Regions from separate parts of the Homo sapiens genome. Here region 2 is linked to region 1. The links are chromatin contacts, found by Hi-C or POLR2A ChIA-PET in ENCODE. All regions are on one chromosome and are shown on one strand. Each heading gives the region's core, a stretch centred on a gene start or an enhancer-like site at or near the end of the contact. The rest is flanking DNA. Distances are from core to core; before and after follow the strand shown. Region 1 overlaps GNAQ (G protein subunit alpha q). Region 2 overlaps GNA14 (G protein subunit alpha 14).

Region 1 (2,769 bases), core at 104-2,603:
ACTACAGGCGCCTGCCACCACACCCTGCTACTTTTTTTGTATTTTTAGTAGAGACAGGATTTCACCATGTTAGCCAGCATGGCCTCAATCTCCTGACTTCATGATCTGCCTGCCTTGGCCTCCCAGAGTGCTGGGATTGAAGCCAACTAAATCTTTATCCAAAAGAATGCTAATTTTGAAATTGCTCCAAATTTAAAGTCACTTGGGGAGAAATAAGATAAAATTTACATGCAGAATAACATCTGTAGAAACCCAGTGACTTTGCACACATACTTCAGTGTTGAGGTGTAATAACAGACACAGGCATTTCCATCTAAGAACACAAGGAGACAAAAGAGCCTTGGAATGAAGGTTGAGAAAACCGAGTTCTAGTCTTGGCTTCACCAGAAATAACTTTGTGGGTTTGGGAGCAAGTTACTTAACCTCTGCAGGTTGCAGTTAGATCAGCTGTAAAAAGAGGAGATTGGATGTGAATGAACTCCATATTCCCTTCTAGCTTCATTTCTGAGTCCTTGAGGGGAAGTGTGAAGCACACATTCAGTACCTACTCTACCTCCCGGTGCAAGTTATTGCAGCACGTGAACAAGACACTTTTTAGTCAGTATAGACTCAGATAGAGTAGTCACTTCCTAATAAGGATCTAAATGAAACATTAGAACTCATCTTAACCTTTTTCAGCTTTTCAAGTTTTCACATTTCTGTAATACTTTGGAATACTCCTGCCATTTTTACCGAGGTACATTAACTGCAGTTTTGCCTAGAGACCTCTCTACACCATGTTTATTTTGTTTTATTATCTGTTTGACAATTCAACTGCAAACAGAAATACTTGTCAGAGTGATTAACTTAAAGTGACTACAGGTTTTAAAAAATGAATTTTTCCTTCCCACTGCGTGCATACTGAGATAAAGTTGTTTTGTCATCCAATTCCAAGGGAAGCATTTACAAGCACTCTTTGATAGATGAGTCTATCACACAGCCTGAACATGAGCACTGTGTACCTCAACCATCATTTTTCAGGACAGTGGCACCTCATTTTAGATTCAGTTTCGCATTTCCCTTGGCAGGGCCACTGTTCCTGTGTTCCTGTTAGAAGTTAGAATTAATATAGTAACTTCACTTCAGTGACCTGTTTTTTTCGTTTGTTTTTTTTGTTTGTTTGTTTGTTTGTTTGTTTTTTGGAGGTCTGTCTGTTCCTTGCCTCGTTTCCTAGTTGTCCTAGCAACAGCCATCAAATTGAAATTACAGGAAGTGGAAGGTCTTATTACTAAGGAGAATAAAGAGCTGTTGACTGAGTTACAGATTCTAATTTTTGGTATCCACATGGGGGCAGCATTGCTTTAAGTGAGGTTGTAGCTCTTTCCACGTCTCTGTCCATCCCCAGCCCACCTACCCACCCCATTATAAAATTTCTGTCCGCTTCTAGGCTAACCGCACTTATTCATGTCTTTTCTCTACTGGGCTTTCTGAAGTACACTCAACTATCTTAAGAGATTGCATATGAATTTATTACGTGAAAATTACAGCATCTGCTTTTCATTTTACTGGTTACATGCCATGTATATAGAGTTAGTTTCAATACAGGAGTGTTTCAGGCCCATGTATTCAATTAGGGAAACCACCCAACCCATTCTAGGATATTTTTATTCTTTTTAGCAATACTTTCAGAGAAAATATGAAATTCTTCCAGATCTTAGCAAGGCAAGACCACAAAGCAGGTTTGGCAAAATCTTCCAAAAATCAAGGCATTAGGCAGTGGTTTGAGGGAAAAGGCAGGCCATTACTAATTTCCCATGCCTGGAATAATATTGAAAGCAGATGCCTGATAGCTCTTGTAATCACCTTTAATTGCTAAATGGGATTCACTGACTTAACATGATGGATGCTATTTAGTCTATAAAGCGGGGAAAGATTTGTAAAGGAATACACCAAAAGGGAAAAACTTGAAAAGGCCAAGCAGTGCTGGGTCTCCACTTATTAGACTCATGAGTTGGTATGTATTTACAGCACTGTACAGTAGCACCATCTTCACAGGTTAGATAAATGCCTATTTTCACTGTTGTTCAAAATGTTCATTTTAACCAACAAAAATTTATTGATCACCTGCCACAGCAAGGTGTTGTTTGGGTGTTGGGGGAGTGTATAGAAATAAGTATGATACAGAGTTGAGCTCCAAGAAGCTCAGTCAGTCAGGGTTGGTATAATATTTACATGACCAATTACAAAGAAAAGCCCAGGGAGGTTAATATAGCAAGTGTTCTTAACAAGCCATACGTGATTTCAGGGGAGGGAGGGATTTTTTTTTCCAGCTTGATGACTGGGAAGACTTCAAGAAAGAGTTAGAAATAAAGGTAATAAAACAAAAAATATGTAAGCATATTCAGGAAGTTTGAGCTGTGCCATTTGGCTGGAATGGAGGTTATGAGGTCGACTTCTGTATACCATCTTGAAAATGACTTTCACTGACTCATAAATTTTCTAAATTACATAATGATGATAACATGATCATTACTAGTGGGATTATATTATCACAAAAACCTCTTACATTTAAAATGTTCTTATTAAGGCCCCATCTGTATTTGCTAATTAAGTAAAACTGTATTATGATTAAAACTGCATGGAAGAGGCAGAATGCTTTGTTTGCTTGGTTTTCATATTTTACATTTAAGAAAGATTGAATATCAAAAACATCTGTTTCTGATAATCCTATAACAGAGTTTTTAGTCCATGCATTAGAAATCTTTTGGTATTGGTAGAAAGAATTTTGCA
Region 2 (2,769 bases), core at 105-2,604, 240 kb after region 1:
GATGTCCTTCCTAACCCCCATGCCAGGTCAAGACCTGTGTTACATTCCCCTGCCCCCTACCGCCCCCCACCCCCAATGGGGTCTCACTCTTTTGCCCAGGCTGGAGTGCAGTGGTGCCATCTCAGCTTACTGCAACCTCCGCCTCCTAGATTCAAGTGATTCTCCCACCTTAGCTTCCCGAGTAGCCAGGACTACAGGTGCACACCACCACACCCATCTAATTTTTGTATTTTTAGTGGAGATGTGGTTTCACCATGTTGGCCAGGCTGGTCTCGAACTCCTGGCCTCAAGTGATCAGCTGCCTTGGCCTCCCAAAGTGCTGGGATTACAGGTGTGAGCCACCATGCCCGGCTGACCTGTGTTACTTTGATTATGAACACCCATCTATGACAGTTTTGCTTCCCTGCCTCCAAGTGAGTGGTATCTCTGCCACTAGAGGTTGATATGAATGACTGATAATGCCAAATAATAATTTTCACCTAGGAAACTTAGACAAGGAGACCTAACCCATAGCAATAGTAGACATTTGATAAATATTTGTTATACGAATGAAATGAATAGCACAAGCTAAGAGTGCTTTCTAAAGATTGGGCCCAAGAGAAGACAAAATGGGCAACTAGTCTGATATTACAAAGCTTCGAGGATTTAATGGTCCATTGCCTTGTGAAGGAGATCCTTGAGTAAAGGTTTCCTGGAGACCTCTAAGTCTTCAGTGACTCTCTGCTTGCGGGTCATGTACCACCTGCCCCTGTTAGTTCCCATCTCTCCCCATAGTGTGAAACTCTGTTACATGGCTGTCTCTTCCTGCTCTGGGTTTTTTTTTTTTTTTTTTTTTTTGTGAGACAGGGTCTTGCTGCGTTGCCTGGGTTGAGTGCAGTGGCATGATCATGGCTCACTGCAACCTCGACCTCCCAGGCTTAAGCAATCCTCCCACTTCAGCCTCCTAACTGGGACTACAGGTGCACACCCCCAGGCCTGGCTAATTTTTTATTTTTTTGTAAAGATGGGGTCTCCCTATGTTGCCCAGGCTGGTCTTGAACTCCTAGACACAAGTGATCCTCCTACCTTGGCCTTCCAAAGTGTTGGGATTACTGACGTGAGCCACAGAAACTGGCACCAGCTCACTCTTGAATTCCTCAAGAGCAATGCTGTATTCCTGTCTGTTTCCTCCAGCTCTCAGACAAAGGCAATGCATAAACAAACAAACAAATACCTTTTGAATTCCAGATGAACACCATTAGAAATCTCAAGTTATTATAACATAGTTTTGGCATTTTAAGGGCGGGGAACCCAATAGCAGATCAACAGCCTCTCTTTTACTATTTTTGCAAGCCTTGTGGTTTTTGGCAGCAGTGGCTGCCCGGCTCTGCCGCATGCTCATTCAGCTTCAACCACAGTGACCTCCTTTCTTTTGGTCCCTGTATTCACAATGCTCCTTCAAGCCCAGGACTTTTCCACATGCTCCTCTCTCTGCTTCCCTTTCCTCTTTGCCTGCCCACGTCTTTCTTGTCCTCCACTAGAATGGAAGATCTATGAAGGCCAAGGTCTATGCCTACTTTTCCCCACCTTTGTAGCTGCAGTGCCTGACATAGATGCAGGCCAGTTTGCCAAAAGCCTATCCACTGAAGAACTCATTCCTGGGGCAAAGGAATGTGATTTTTTTATGAGCCCATGCAGTTGACCTTAAGGCCACATTCTGGCCTTTCTTGAACGTGTCTCTCGCAGTGTCCAGCCTCATTTCCTCTCCCTATTGGATTGTGGTTTCCTGCTTCTCCCAGGCCTCACTGTCATCTCACATCCTCCATCTGCCTGAACGTCCTGAAACTGATTTCCTTTGTACTCATAAATAGCTAACTTCATTTATTTGTCTTAAATAAGAAATCTGGGCTGGGCGCAGTGGCTCATGCCTGTAATCCCAGCACTTTGGGAGGCCGAGGTGGGCGGATCACAAGGACAGGAGATCGAGACTATCCTGGCTAACACGGTGAAACCCCGTCTCCACTAAAAATACAAAAAATTAGCCGGGCGTGGTGGCAGACGCCTGTAGTCCCAGCTACTTGGGAGGCTGAGGCAGGAGAATGGCGTGAACCCGGGAGGCGGAGCTTGCAGTGAGCCGAGATCGCACCACTGCACTCTAGCCTGGGGGACAGAGTGAGACTCTGTCTCAAAAAAAAAAAAAAAAAAAAAAATCTGATATTATAGAAGACTTTCTTTGACACCTTCTTTTTCCACCCACCCACCCTTGGGTTAGATACTCTTTCCAGTGTACCTGTAATGCCCAGTATCCTTCGTATTACATTATAATTCTTAATTTATGCATCTCTCCCACTTCAGACCAAGAGTTCTTTGATGGGGAATCATGTCGGGTTTACCTCTGCATCCCTTCGGGCTCAATAAACGTGAAGTCAATGATATTAAGACGCTGTGTGAAGACAATATTATGAACCCAAAGGTATCTGAGAGATTCATCTAGGTGGTAGTATCCACAACCTCAGAGGACGTGCTCAGCTGTTCTCCCATGGGATAGAATTTTGCCTCCTTGACTATGGGACTGTGATATCGGGCAAAAAGCAACAGGGGTCCACATGGCCATGTTTGTCTTTTTCCAAAGAAATATTTGGCCATTGGAAATATTGCTTCTGAGTTGCAAGATAACCAAAAAGCCTGGCATGGGGCCCTAAACTTAGTTTGGGAAGCTTGGGATTGGCCATGCTTAGCTCTTGGGATGTGTTTGTTGAGCTGCAAATGTACCCTTCCAGGAAAAGTTAA

The links. Hi-C counts contacts between places; a loop is a spot of excess contacts on that map. ChIA-PET counts read pairs that join two places held with the same protein, here RNA polymerase II (POLR2A). Pooled maps may share reads with other maps.
Region 2: a loop to region 1 is called in a map of endothelial cell of umbilical vein, with 8 times the contacts of the local background. The contact joins two enhancer-like sites. A Hi-C loop is called at or near these places in 3 of 168 maps with a recorded cell type or tissue (PC-3, chondrocyte and endothelial cell of umbilical vein) and 4 of 50 pooled maps. POLR2A ChIA-PET finds 5 or more read pairs at or near these places in 2 of 52 experiments (A673 and PC-3).

Annotation. Positions count from the first base shown.
Region 1 is chr9:77,750,200-77,752,968 of GRCh38, reverse strand. The region is part of intron 5 of GNAQ (G protein subunit alpha q); the gene reads left to right. Among named protein-coding and RNA genes, the nearest start is that of GNA14, 100 kb to the right of the region's middle. Within about 2 kb of position 1,353, at least 3 of the 41 ENCODE cell types and tissues checked have a DNase peak (open chromatin) inside an H3K27ac peak, as active enhancers do.
Region 2 is chr9:77,514,029-77,516,797 of GRCh38, reverse strand. The region is part of intron 2 of GNA14 (G protein subunit alpha 14); the gene reads left to right. The region is part of intron 2 of GNA14-AS1 (GNA14 antisense RNA 1); the gene reads right to left. Among named protein-coding and RNA genes, the nearest start is that of GNA14-AS1, 68 kb to the right of the region's middle. Within about 2 kb of position 1,354, at least 7 of the 41 ENCODE cell types and tissues checked have a DNase peak (open chromatin) inside an H3K27ac peak, as active enhancers do.